Linked DNA regions of Mus musculus: region 1 is linked to region 2. Evidence: chromatin contacts called from ENCODE Hi-C or POLR2A ChIA-PET data. All regions are on one chromosome and are shown on one strand. The core of a region is the stretch at or near the end of the contact, and the rest is flanking DNA. Distances in the headings are between cores, read along the strand shown. Region 1 holds the start of Gm40138 (a long non-coding RNA gene). Region 2 overlaps Gm34119 (a long non-coding RNA gene).

The links. A loop is a pair of places that touch in the nucleus more often than their neighbours do. ChIA-PET counts read pairs that join two places held with the same protein, here RNA polymerase II (POLR2A).
Region 1: a loop to region 2 is called in a map of heart, with 10 times the contacts of the local background. The contact joins two enhancer-like sites. A Hi-C loop is called at or near these places in 2 of 37 maps with a recorded cell type or tissue (both heart). POLR2A ChIA-PET finds 5 or more read pairs at or near these places in 1 of 5 experiments (Patski).

What each region holds. Positions count from the first base shown.
Region 1 is chr3:122,120,439-122,126,890 of GRCm38, forward strand. Abca4 (ATP-binding cassette, sub-family A (ABC1), member 4) reads left to right here. Exons shown (of 50, transcript NM_007378.1): 19 at 1,193-1,367; 20 at 3,121-3,252; 21 at 5,683-5,822; 22 at 6,384-6,452. Gm40138 (a long non-coding RNA gene) reads right to left here and starts at 6,005. Exons shown (of 3, transcript XR_001783974.2): 1 at 5,857-6,005; 2 at 5,183-5,289. Within about 2 kb of position 1,858, at least 1 of the 3 ENCODE cell types and tissues checked has a DNase peak (open chromatin) inside an H3K27ac peak, as active enhancers do; it is heart, where a contact is called at or near this core.
Region 2 is chr3:121,911,009-121,918,386 of GRCm38, forward strand. All of the region lies in intron 1 of Gm34119 (a long non-coding RNA gene), which reads left to right. Among named protein-coding and RNA genes, the nearest start is that of Gm34119, 11 kb to the left of the region's middle. Within about 2 kb of position 3,588, at least 1 of the 3 ENCODE cell types and tissues checked has a DNase peak (open chromatin) inside an H3K27ac peak, as active enhancers do; it is heart, where a contact is called at or near this core.

The sequences.
Region 1 (6,452 bases), core at 608-3,107, 210 kb after region 2:
ACTGGGACTTGAAGCGGATATGAGCTACAAGGAAAGACAAAAATAAGTTCCGTAAGGGGAAAGAGCCTAGCAGAGCTGACTGCACTTCACTCAAGGTTTACAAACCCAGAGCCCATTCACTGCAAGCATCAAAAGCCTTTCCTGGTGGTGGAAGTTACCTAATCACGCCCGGGCTGATGGGCAGGGTACATAAGACTCCTTTCCCTGGCCTTTGCTGCTTTGTCCTCACTCTTGAACTAATTCTCCTAATGTTTCTCATCCCTGACTGTATGCATGGCTTGGGTTTAGAGAGGCACACAGACTCCGATTTAGCCTGATGTTGGCACGAGAGGGTCCAGCTTCTAGGCGCCCCTCAGGTACCACTTTGCAAAGCTGATGTTGGAGACCTGAATCCTCACAGAGCTGGTTTGCAGGCTAAAGTAACTCTAGAAGATCCTCCTCCCAGAGTGGTATGATAAGGTTCCATTTCAGCTTTAGTTGTGGCCAGGAGACACAGGCAGACAATGCAACGGGAGTTGGGGACAGAGCAAGGGACCATTAGTTAATTAGACTTAATACTCTGACAGTAATCTTGACTCTATAAGTGAACTTCGGAAAAGATGCTGTGGTGGGGGGTGGGGGGTCACGGGGAGGGGGAGAGTAGGTTGGTTGATACTGGAAAGGGCACGGAGCATGGGGAGGAAGGAGTTACGATGAGGAAGAGTAGGTTGTCCTGGCTTGAGGAGTCAGGGCTGGTGCCAGAAACCTATGAAGATCCGATAGACTGAGCCTTGAAGCAAAGACGGAACTCGGGGTTAACTCAATAATAGACAGGAGCTATTTCAGATGGGTATGGACCCTGGGCCCATACTTGCCACTTGTACACCATGTAGCCTTGATAGAACACTTGATGTCTCTCAGTCTTGGGCTTTCTAACCTATTGAAAAGAGCCTAGTTATATCTACCTATAGGACTATATGTGTGAAGTGAGGGATTTGTTGGGAAACATTGGAAACAGTGCCTAACTCACAGTAAGTGTGAAATCTATGGCCAGTGCAACTATGACTACTCCTGTTTTGATCTTCTTCACAAAGCTGCAGCCACATGGGCAGGTGAAGTTACAGCCAGAGCACAGGTCTGAAGGAAGCAGTGTGTTCATGAAGCACGGCGTCATTAACATGTGGTGTTTCTACAATGTGTTTTTCCCTCCAAGACTCCTTTTTTGAACGCGAGCTTCCAGGGCTGGTGCCTGGTGTGTGTGTGAAGAACCTGGTGAAGGTTTTTGAGCCCAGTGGCCGGCCAGCTGTGGACCGTCTGAACATCACTTTCTATGAGAACCAAATCACGGCGTTCCTGGGTCACAACGGAGCGGGAAAGACCACCACCTTGTGAGTTCTCTGCCAGAGAGGCTGTCTCCCATCCTATCATTCCCCGGCTTCATTCTCTCTCCCCAATAACTCCACTCTGTTCTTCCTTACTGAATTTCGGTGGAAACATATACACTCACACACACCTCCCACGGTGAGGATAAAAAGCCGTGGCTGCCCATGTCCCCGGGCTATTTTTATGTAGCACTCCGTTTCCTACCAATTAATAATTAGGATGCTTTAGTGCTGGTGTGGGACCTCTGATGGGATGGCTACCTTTCTGAGAAAGTGTAGGGAGAACAGTGAAGTAGACTCGCTGCCTGGCAGAAGGCCAAGGGCAGGAAGCTTTGAGGCTCTGGGTGGACTCCTCCATCCATCCTTTAGTTCTGGAAGGGGTGCGAGCGCCACCTGCTGAGAACAGGCAGTCAGGGCTCCGGTGCAGACCTCCGATGGGCCGATGGGCCGGTGGAGGAGGGGTAGGGGTCAACAAGCCATGTGACAGCAGCCATCAAATCCTTGGCTTGCAGAGCCCCGGGAAGGAACAGCAGTGTACACCCTGCTCCGGAATGTGCTCCCGGGCCTTTCAATGGGAATGGAATGCGGGGCTGGTGCCATTGGGCTTGGTACTGTTTCCCTCTAGTGGTTGATCAACATTTCAGCTTCGAAGTACAGGTTCAGATAGCATGCGATTTTATCAGAACTTGGGACAGAACTGGGCGTGGCATCCTAAGGCTATCTCCTTGCTAACTCACGTGGTGGGAGGACAGGAAACTCCATTCGAGACCCCAGGACCTCTAGAAGACAAACACATTACTTCACTCAGTGCAGAAACTAAACTTCCACTGGGGTCGGAACACAAGCGCTGTCCTAATGCTGGGAATAGCATAACATTTTAAGTTTCACTTTGTGCTGGGGCCTGTTTTTGTTTTGTTTTGTTTTTCAAGCATGTTCGATTCACTTAACTTAGACAACTACCCAAGCAGGTGGGAGACATGTTTTGTATAATTGAAGAAAGAAAAGAGAAATCACAACATTGTTCACATTTTTACATTTGGAATTCCCAAACGAATTTGTTTGTGTTAGCCAGTCAGCAGACAGGCTGCCCAGCTTCTCACTGGCATCAACTGAGCTTTGGAGAGTCACCAACCCTGCTTCTCCACTGTCAAGGGCTGCACGCCCAGGCAAAGCAGTGGGGCTGGGTCCTAAATCCCTTTAACTGACCACAACTGTGACTACGACAGTGGCCACAATGGCTGGCCACATCAATAGCCACGGAGCAACCACTATGACAGACCTTCACGGTGGACACTACCGCTGACCACAGAGTAAAACAACAGTGAACACTGTAGCTGACCACATCCGTGAATATCACTCTGACAGACAGTCATAATGGGCACCACAACTGACCACCACAGTGGCCATCCAGTGGGCACTACAACTGACCGCTGCAATGATGGCTGGGTGATGATGGGGTGGGGTGTCTGAGTCTGGGAATCCCCGAGGCTCTTGATACTGGCCCAGGAACACTTGGAAATAAAAAGTAGAGAAAGAAGGCCCTTGTGGTCTAGGCACTAGGACTTGAAGCAAGGCACTGGTGCTAAGTAAACCCTGTGTGGAAATGTTCTGGGCCCCTCAGCTACATCAGGTTTGAGTTTGATAGAGAGATAGGGCAGGTGTCACTACAAGCATCCTTCTGACCCTGTATGGGGTTACCCTCATCCCCTGGTGAGTTCTAACAACCATCTCTTCTGCCACTTAACCCTGTGTTCGGCAGGTCCATCCTGACAGGACTGTTGCCACCGACGTCAGGAACTGTGCTCATTGGGGGAAAAGACATTGAAACCAACCTGGATGTAGTACGGCAGAGCCTGGGCATGTGTCCACAACACAACATCCTGTTTCATCAGTAAGTGAGCTGGAGTTGAGATACTCCTGGGCAGGGGTGGGGCTCATTGGAAGAGCACTTGCCTGGCCCATCCATCACCCTGGGTTCTGCCCCCAGCACCACAGGAAAACAAAATATCTGTCAGAAACCCCTGTTGTATACTGGCTGGTTTCATGTCAACTTGACACAAGCTAGAGCCACTGGAGAAGAGGGAGCCTCACCTGAGAAAATGCCTCCGTAAGATCAGGCTACAGGCAAGCCTGTGGGGCATTTTATTCATTAGTGATCGATGGGAGAGGGAACAGCCCATTGTGGGTGGTGCCATCCCTGGGCTGGTGGTCCTGAGTTCTATAAGAAAGCAAGCTGAGCATGTGTCCTTCTTACCGGTTGGGACATCTTCTGGATATATGCCCAGGAGAGGTATTTCGGGATCTTCCGGTAGTACTATGTCCAATTTTCTGAGGAACCCCCAGACTGATTTCCAGAGTGGTTGTACAAGCTTGCAATCCCACCAACAATGGAAACAATCACCCATGGAAGGAGTTACAGAGACAAAGTTTGGAGCTGAGACAAAAGGATGGACCATCAAGAGACTGCCATATCCAGGGATCCATCCCATAATTAGCCTCCAAACGATGACATCATTGCATACACTAGCAAGCATTTGGTGCAAGGACCGTGATATAGCCGTCTCTTGTGAGACTAGGCCGGGGCCTAACAAACACAGAAGTGGATGCTCACAGTCAACTATTGGATGGATCACAGGGCCCCCAATGGAGGAGCTAGAGAAAGTATCCAAGGAGCTAAAGAGATCTGCAACCCTGTAGGTGTAACAACATTATGAACTAACCAGTACCCCGGAGCTCTTGACTCTAGCTGCATATGTATCAAAATATGGCCTAGTCGGCCATCACTGGAAAGAGAGGCACACTGGACAGGCAAACTTTATATGCCCCAGTACAGGGGAACGCCAGGGCCAAAAAATGGGAATGGGTGGGTAAGGGAGTGGTGGGGAGGGTGTGGGAGGCTTTTGGGATAGCATTGGAAATGTAATTGAGGAAAATACGTAATTAAAAAAAAATAAGAGGAGAAAAAAAAAAAGCAAGCTGAGCAAGCCAGTAAGCAGCTCCCTCCATGGCCTCATGGCCTCTGCATCAGCTCCTGCCTCCAGGTTCCTGCCCTGCTTGAGTTCCTGTCCTGATTTTCTTTGATGATGAAGTGTAAGCCAAATAAACCCTTTCCTCCCCAAATAGCTTTGGTCATGGTGTTTCATCCGAGCAATAGTAGCACTAAGACACCTGTATCCTGTTCTCCAATGCCCCCCCCCCAACACACACACACACACACACACACACACTTCTTTCCTGCCCAACTTAGCAATGCGTTTGTCTGGTCTTCTCAGTCAAAAGCCCTTGTCCTTCCAAATGTGAGGCTGTGCTCCTGGTGATCAGAGTTGAGATGTCCCCAGCCAGAGGAGGGACGGTAACTTCTTTATGACACTTTCCCTTACTTGCCCCCAAATACTTGCTGACAGAAAGAGGAGATATGTTATCCCCTTTACATGTGGACCACCGGTGCTATAGACTGTCCTGGGAGGGGAGGGGGGCTTTCATGCCGGCTTGCTTGGGTTTTCTATCTTTTCTCCCATTCTTCTTCTATCACTTTCTTTCTTTTCCCTCCCTTTTCCCTCCCTCTTTTCTCTCTTCCCCTACTCTTTCCTTCTAATTAAAACATATTTTACATTCTGACTCTAGTCCTGGCAGAGGGAGGAGGGCGGTGAAGGGGAGAAGACAGATAAATACAAAAGAAAAAAAACTGTCACCAGTCCTTTCAGCGCCCAGAGGCAATCTCACTGTTAACACCTCCAGATATGACTCTTCGGACATTTCTCTGCGTGTGTAGACATGCGCAAAGATTTAAAAATTATACGGGAAAGTAAAATCATACGTACCATTTTGTGACCCCACTTTTTGAAAGTGTGGGTGTTTTGCCTGAGTGTGTATCTGTGCACGACGTGTGTTCTCAGTGCCCGAGAAGAGGATCTCAGATACGCTGGACCTGGAATTACAGACAGCTGTGAGCCACTATGTGTGTGCTGGGGCTCAATTCCAGGTCCTCTGTAAAAGCAACCAGTGCTCTTAACCACTGAGCCATCTCTCCAACTCCATAACTGTTTCTTAATCCTAAGGTGCTATGAATATTTTTCCATGCGACTACATATTCCTTTAAGAAGTAATGTTTACATATGGTTCTGTTGTTCAAATGACTAAGTAATTTTCTCATTAGCTCTTTGGGCAAGACTGGTTGGTCATTTCACTTTCACATCACGAATAATACCACGATGACATTTCTGACTGCTAACTCTTCATAGTCATCTTTCTTTTCCAAGGTGAGCTGCTCAAAATGGAATGACTTAGCCCACTGCCTTTTTTCCTCCTCCTGTTCCCACAGCCTCACGGTGGCTGAGCACATCTTGTTCTATGCCCAGCTGAAAGGGAGATCCTGGGAGGAGGCCCAGCTTGAGATGGAAGCCATGCTAGAAGACACGGGCCTCCACCATAAGAGGAATGAAGAAGCTCAGGACCTTTCAGGTGCTTGGTATTGGGAGGAGACGGGGTCACTTACGGAGCATCCGTTGCCTGGCAACGCGCCTCAGCAGAAGGTTGGGGTAGCAGAACAGCAGCTCTTCAACCTGTAGGCCCCGCCCCCCCCACGTCAGATGTCAGATGTTTACATCATGATTCATAACAGTAGCAAAGTTACAGTTATGAAGTAGCAACGAAAATAATTTTATTGTGTGTGTGTGGGGGGGGGGGTCACCACAACATGAAGAACTATATTAAAAGGGTCACAGCATTAGGACGTTGAGAACCACTGGGGTAGGGCCTTATAACGGGAGCTCTCCTTACATTTCTGTGAAGCTCAAGGCACAGTTTTCAGATGATCAGGTGCTAGGAAGCAGGGTGGTCTTTCAGCATTGGTGAAGCATGGACGATACTGTGACGTCTGACAGTGTAGGCATATCTGTGGTGGCAGTACCAAACTGTAGCCAGATTTAAAGATCCTCCACATGTGACCAGCTTTGGGCCTTCCTCTTCCCCGTACCGAGATGTCTGTGATATCCCGTGTCATCACCTTCCTTCTGCCTCCAGGTGGCATGCAGAGGAAGCTGTCTGTTGCCATTGCTTTTGTGGGAGATTCTAAGGTGGTGGTCCTGGATG
Region 2 (7,378 bases), core at 2,338-4,837:
GACCCTTCCTCAAGTAAGGAAACACACAGAAACAAGGGACAACAGCTAGGGAATGGGAGCTGAGGCTGCCCTCTGGCTTCCACATGCATGTTCTGGATGGACACACACACACACACACACACACACACACCTTTAAAAATGAGGGTTAGAGTCTAGCTCAGTAATAGCACACTTGTCTAGTACATGCAAGCTCTTCAGTTTGGTTACATACACACACACACACACACACACACACACACGCAAATCTCTCTCTCTCTCTCTCTCTCTCTCTCTCTCTCTCACACACACACACACACAGACTGAGAGAGAAATAAAAAGAATATCCACATTATAGGTGTTCGCTCATCTTGACACCACTACTCCCATTTTCTCCATCCAATCTTGAACCAGTTTTATCTGAAAACATCTTTTTTTCATTTCTTTATATCCATTGGTATCACAAAGTTCTTGGCTCAAGTCTTCATCTCTCTGGTCCCCAGAAGAACCTGTGACAAGAGTCTCTTTCATCTTTCCGATATGTAAATCTACTTGTAACATTTACCTGCTCCATGGGTTTCTATGGCTCATTGGCCCAGATCATTGCTTTAAATTCCTCCAGCTTTTGGTCCTTCCCTGTGCTTCCTGCCTTGCCTCTGCTCCTCATCCATCGGTGTTTTTGTTTTCCTATTACATAGAGATGCGGCTGCTGTTCTCATCCAAGAGGCGATATTTAAAGTACTCAGAGGACAGAAGCTAACGGTGAGAACACAGCCACTCATACTGTCACTATTGAGGATATACTGGTGTGCAGGGGCTCTAGCTGCCCAGTCCCAGTCCCCTGAGCAGGATCACCTTCCTGGTGAGCTTCTGCCCTGCTTTCTACATCTCCCAGAGGAGCAGCCATTGAGCCAGAGTTGAAAGTGTGGCTCTGTGTCACTGGGAAAGGTGGACAGACCTGAGTTTCCCCGCACCCATGCAGAGATGAAACGGTTGTGCACCAGGCACGGTTTGCAGACCTGAAATGACCTCTTATGTTTTCTAAGATGTTCTTGGAAAAAACCCCATGGCCTCATCTCTGCTGGCTCTATAAACACCTTTGCCTGTTTCTGATCCTCAGAATTTTATCAGTAAAAGACATCTACCTCGCACACAGGCCCACCAGCAGATCTGTTTTGTGACCAGCTTTGATCTTTTTTTATTTTCCTGCTGACTAGGAAACCTTATGTCCTCAATTGACCTAAAACTATGAGGAAAAAGTTCCAGCATCTTTTCTAACAAGAAAGAAAGAAAATGATACATGGGTTGTTGTTTGGCCTCCAATCTGAATCACGGCTGTGTGGACCACTCATCATAATCGTATTTCCTGCATCAGCATCATTAAAGGGTTTTTAGCAAGTTGCTACTCAATGCAACACTAAACTGGTCTTAAGGGGATTCTAAAGAACTAATCGCTGTCTCCAGAAGCTGGATGTGGAAGTTAAGACATGAATAGCAGGAATGATAACACTACTAAAGCAGTCGCAGTATGGATTGCATTCAAATGACAGACACTGTGGGAGTGAGGAGGAAGAGGAGAAGGGAGAAGAGGAGGAGGAGGAGAAGGAGGAGGAAGAGTTACTTTGTTTTCCTCCTACGTGCAAAATGGGTCGTAATGGATAGTGTTCACTCTAACCCATCTGAAAAATCAGCATATGTGATGAATGCAGAGAACACAGAAGAGGGGCTAGCCTGTGAGAGGCCCTAGGCTTGCTGCTTGGGAGCAAGGGAGTGGTGGTGGTGGTGATGGTGGTGATGGTGGTGGCGGCGGCGGCAGCGGCGACAGCAGCAGCCACCGCTGATAAGAGAATGGAGGGATGTCCTCAAAACTGGAATGAAGCTGAAATTGCAGTTGTTTCAGCCTGCAAATAAGAAATGTAACCCCAAGCAGCATCTAAGCGCTACCACAGAGATATGTAGCACTCTTACATTGTTGAACAGAAGTTTAATGTAATCAAAGCAATATTTGAAACTACTAGGCAGCAAGTGATCACCTTCAAGCCCCATTTCAGCTGCTGTAAGCGCACAGCTGCGGGTGTTCCACCCTTGGGGCTGTTCGGGGAGGAGTGATCTTTGTGTTATGAGCATTCATTACGTGTTCACAGTATGCTGTGTACCAGGCTATCTGCAGCATTTTTAAAAAATCATAATAAAATACAAGTTTTTGCTAACTTGCCATTTAAAATAATTGGCTTTTAAGAGTGTAGCTCACGGGTATCAGCTACATTCACATTGTTATGCAGGTGTCATCTCCACATATTACGTTTCCTGTTGTAAACTGGACCCCTGTGAACTGAACCTCTGCCCCTTAAACAGTGACCCCCCCCCATTTCCTTTACCCTTTGACCTTTAGCAAGTGTTGGGTTTTCTATCTGTTGAATTTGGCCACTTGATAGAAGGACAGCCATACAGTCTGTGTCTTCTATGACTGCTTTATCTCATTTAGGATGCCTTCAATAGTCATGTGTGTTTTAGCCTGTCTTGGAATTGTTTTCCCCACTTAAACCTGGATAATATTCTATCAAATATTTCATTAAAATTTTTTGCTAAAGAAGATAACTTGTCCAAATCACAGAGCCAGCTAAAGAAAGAGCACAAAGATCTGCTGCAAGCTGCTTCCCGCCTGTCCACGCCCCCTGTGTAGCCGGCTCCATGTAGGTCTAGGGCCGGTCACCACATCTGGCACAAGGAGGCCATTGGAGGAGGATTTTCTATTGTTTATCTAACACCATTTCTCCAGCTTTTCTTCTTCTTTTAAGTATTGGTTTATGAATATGATAGGCCCACGCTATGTACATGTGTACATGTGTGTGTTTTGTGGAATTCATAGATGCTAAAAGTTGAAGGTTTGGCTGATGGCGCACACTTGCAGTTTTAACACTGGAAGACTGAGACAGAAGCGTCCTAAGTTCAAGGTCAACCCCGAGCTCTGTAGCTGGACCCATTTCTAAATAAAGAAATGGTTAAATAGGTTTAACTAAACTAAAAAGGATCTGGAGAGATCTGGGCCAAGGAAGACACTCTTCAGCCGCGCCTTAGCAGGAAGGCAGACACACAGGTAGATCCATCTCAGTGAACAGGAGGGGACCGGCTAGACACAAGCTAATGTGAACCTTTAGGAAGATTTCTTGTGGCTGAACGTATGGCTAGTCCATTAGGGATAATCATTCTTAGAGAGGACACAGGTTTGATTCCCGGCATCCAAATGGTGGCTCACAACCATCTGTAACTCCAGCTCCAGGGAATCTCATACCCTCTTCTGGCTTCTGTGGGCATCAGACATGTGCACAGCATGCAGGGAAAAACATCCATACACATTCAAATAAATTAATAAATATTTTAGAAAAACATTTTTAAAGAAAACAATTTCTTTTTTTAGGCCCTTACCCTAGTGAACTTTTTTGTTGTCTCTGTTTTTCGATGAGCTAAACCCACTCCTTCTAAGCGAAGACAAAAGTCCTTTGCCCATATAAAACTAGGCCGCATGGCAGCCTAACACCAAACACAGTGTGGCTGCCCAGTCTCTCCAGATAAACACAGGGAAAGGTCATCCAAACACAGGAAGACAGAGTCCCCTTCCCTTTTCCTTTGCCCCCTCCTCCTCCTTCCCTGGCTCTCTTATCCCTGGAGGGTGGACCCAGCCTTTCCCAACGTTTATTCTGAGAGCTCCAGTTCGCACAGTGGGACGTGCTCCAGACATGGGAATACAGCAGCGGGGCCAACCGGGAAAACCAAAAATATAAACGGAGAGATTTGCTAGATTTCTGTTCTCCCTTCCCAAATTGTGCCAGGAATGTGTGCTAGAGCTGCTTCTACTGTTCTTGGTGGAACTCGGCCCTTCCTGGGAGGAGGGCTTCTGGAGTTTATAGGACTTGCCGGTTTGCACAAAAGAAAGTTAGCCTGGCTTAGGATCTCCGGGCCTTGTGCTTGATCCAGCACAAGAATGCAATAAATGTTGAGAAACAATAGCTAAAGAGCCTTGCATCTCCAACACTGGCAATGAGTTTAACAAGTCCCCATCCCCCGTCCTCCCCCAATTACAGAGGAAATTAGAAAGCTAGATGTCCTTTAAACTTAACTGTTGCAATTTTGTATAACCGGGAATTCTGAAGTTCATAAATGAAGGGCATTTTACCTTCTCCTGACATATTGTGATCCAAACAGTGGCAAGGAAATAAACGTACCCTCCTCACCTCGCTGGGGAGGGAGGGGGAAAACGATGAATGCTTTGGGATTATGAGCTTCAGTGATTATAAATCAGCATCTGTGGTGAAATGTTCAGAGCTAATTTCAAAACAGACCCAGGGTTTGAAAGCAAAGCATAATGGTGACCTTTCTCATTTAGCTGTTGCTCAAACAAAGATATGTTCCAGCAATATCCGATGCTTCCTTCCTGCTGGGCCTCCACCCAATGCCATTTAAAACAGTGTGTCACATCCAAATGGGAGCAGAGGATGTGGCGTGGCTGAGTTTCAGAAGCCCTGTGTTTGTGCTTTATTATTATTTTCGAAGGTTTTTTTTTTAATGCTGTATTTGTTTTGTTTCCATCAACTTAGTGTTATGAGTTGGGTTTCATGAGATTAAATATGGGTGCCAATTCTACTTTTCTGTTTCCTTAGATTTTTATTCTTGTCACAAATGGCAATGTATTTGTTTTTCTTGTTTTTTTGTTTTGTTTTGTTTTTGCTGCTGTTGTTTGGTTTTGGTTTTCTAAGAGAGGTTCTCTCTGGTAGACCAGGCTCCTCTAGAACGCACTATAGTCCAGGATAGCCTCAAACTTGTTTATGGTCTTTTGACTTCTGCCTTCCAAATGCAGGCAGGGATGACAGATAGGAATTGCCACACCAAGTTCACTTCACGGGTTCTGAATCATAAGGATAGATTTTTGTTTGTTTGTTTGTTGTTTGTTTGTTTGTTTTGGTTTTTGAGACAGGGTTTCTCTGTGTAGCCCTAGCTATCCTGGAACTCACTCTGTAGACCAGGCTGGCCTCGAACTCAGAAATCTGCCTGCCTCTGCCTCCCAAGTGCTGGGATTAAAGGCGTGTGTCACCACCGCCCGGCCGATAGAAATTTGTTATCTCATGGCTCATTGTATTTTTATGAATTCTCTGGGGTGGAACAAACAAGCAAAGACGATTTTTAAAGAATCATTTACTTGTTTTGTGTAAAATGTTATAAACACAAATAAATAAAACTCCCAGGAAAGTATCTGAGAACGGAGGAAACAGGAGAGGGGTTCAGAGAGGAGAAGAGCTGAGAGTCCTGATTGAGAATACGTAAGCTGAAGAGGGCCAAAGACAAGCTGACTTTTAAAAGATTTATTTATTTTTATTTTATGTGTGTATATCTTGTCTGCATCTATGTATGTGCACCGCATGTGTGCCTTTCTAGTCCTCAAAGGAGGAAGTAGAATTCTAGAGGTTTGTGAACCCACCATCAACCAGCTGTGGTCTCCCTGCTTGAGCATGAATAGCCAAGGGACAGTGGAGAACAATCACACAAAAGACAGACGGATTTTGCCCAGGGTTCATGATCGTGGAGGCCTTTCTGTGCATGCTCTCCAAGAAAATCATCAGACATTTACCTCTGTCCTCCCGCTGTTCAGAAGCAGATCGCCATCTTCATCCCCACCTCTTCAATTATGGATGTTCTTTGTTTTGTACAAAATGGAATCTGCAAAGCTGTTTGTGAATGTTATGTGTTTTCTGTCTTCTTCTCTCATAGTATTTGTTTCTTTCTCTTCTTTCTGCTTTTTGTTTGTTTGAGACAGGTCTCACTGTGTAGCCCAGGAGGACTTTGAGCATATGGCCTCTCACGTGGTGGAATTGCTAGAATTCACAACAGGTCTAGCTTACCTCTTGTGCTTCTATGCTGTTCATTTATCTAAGACTTGAATTTTGACTCTCTCTCCCCTGTTTAGAAATCTTCACTATCAGTTTGCCCTTCTGTGGCCTGTCTCTCCCACCCTCCAATCTCACCAAGGTCCATGGTTTACCTATCTAATGCCATCTTTTTATTCTTCTCTCTTCTTCTCCAGAACCCCCCCCCCCACACACACACACACACACACAGACAGGCCTTTACAGCCCTTCTCAGCAGCAGATCTGGACAGAGAAGGGTGTGAGGTGATATTTGCCTCTGGAACCTTCCCTGAAATGTCTCCTTAGCTTGGCTGAGTTTTCTTTGACCCAAGTTATTGTCTTCTCAAGACAGCCAGCTCCTGAGTTCTATAAATGTTTTCCTTCCATTCAACTCTTTTTCAGCGGTATAGCCACGGGTGAGTTATCTGTGTCCCAGCAGATAGCTCCACACCCATGCCCCACATGGGTGGCCCCGGTTAAGCTCAGGGGGTCACAAAATACAAAACAGAAACAAAACAAAAGGAGACAGGGAAGGAAGGTGGGGACTTGGTGGAGGAGGGGAACTGGCGAGGGTGGGAAGAGGATAAAGAAAGGTGGGGAGGTAAGTGTGGCCATATTACTTAGATACATGTATATGCACATATGCAAATGTGTATATATGTATAATATTATGTGTATACACACACAAAAACCTGTCAAAGAATAGATTAGTTTTTAAAACACAATTAAGGAAATCATTCCATTTTTCTTACCCTTGGGCACTCTACAGTCCTCTATTGGGTCTCTATATAGTTACTACGCCATCATAAGTAGTTTGTCCTCCTAATGCTAATGTGGACCTCTAACTCTACAGAATACAGCATTCTGGGTTAGTCTCCTGACGGGCATTTCATCTGTTTCCTGTTGACTCCTCCGCTTTGACGAACTGTTTGCATCAGCCTATAAATATGCCCAAGCATCCTAGACGCACACATCCATAATCTTTTCCTGTTGTCTGTTAATTTTAGTAGCCTGTAACCTTGATTTTGTTCTCTGTCTTACCGTCAGTTGGAACTGTTCCATCTCTGCAATCCTGAATTCCACCATCTAAACACAACCTTCTGGCAACTGAGAATCTTAGTTGTATCAAAGGCATCGAGCATCTAGATGTCACTTACCTCTCAACCCCCTTTGCTAGCATTTCCTTCTCCAGGCAACTTAGAAACAAGAGACCTTCCTCTTCATCTCTTTTCCCTTTCGTTCTTTTACATGTCTATTAGGGAAAAAAAAATCCCAATACTGCCATAACCCAACCGCTCATCTTCTCTGCCTTTTGTCCCACACTGATAAAGAACCATGGATGTGTGTGTGTGTGTGTGTGTGTGTGTGTGTGTGTGTGTGTGTGTGTGGTGTGTAGTGTGTGTGTGTGTGTGTTGCCGCTATTCTTTAATGATCTCTAACCTCAGCTTTATCCTTCCCACTTCCCCTCATACAATTTTAAATCATTTTTTAACAAAAGAGAA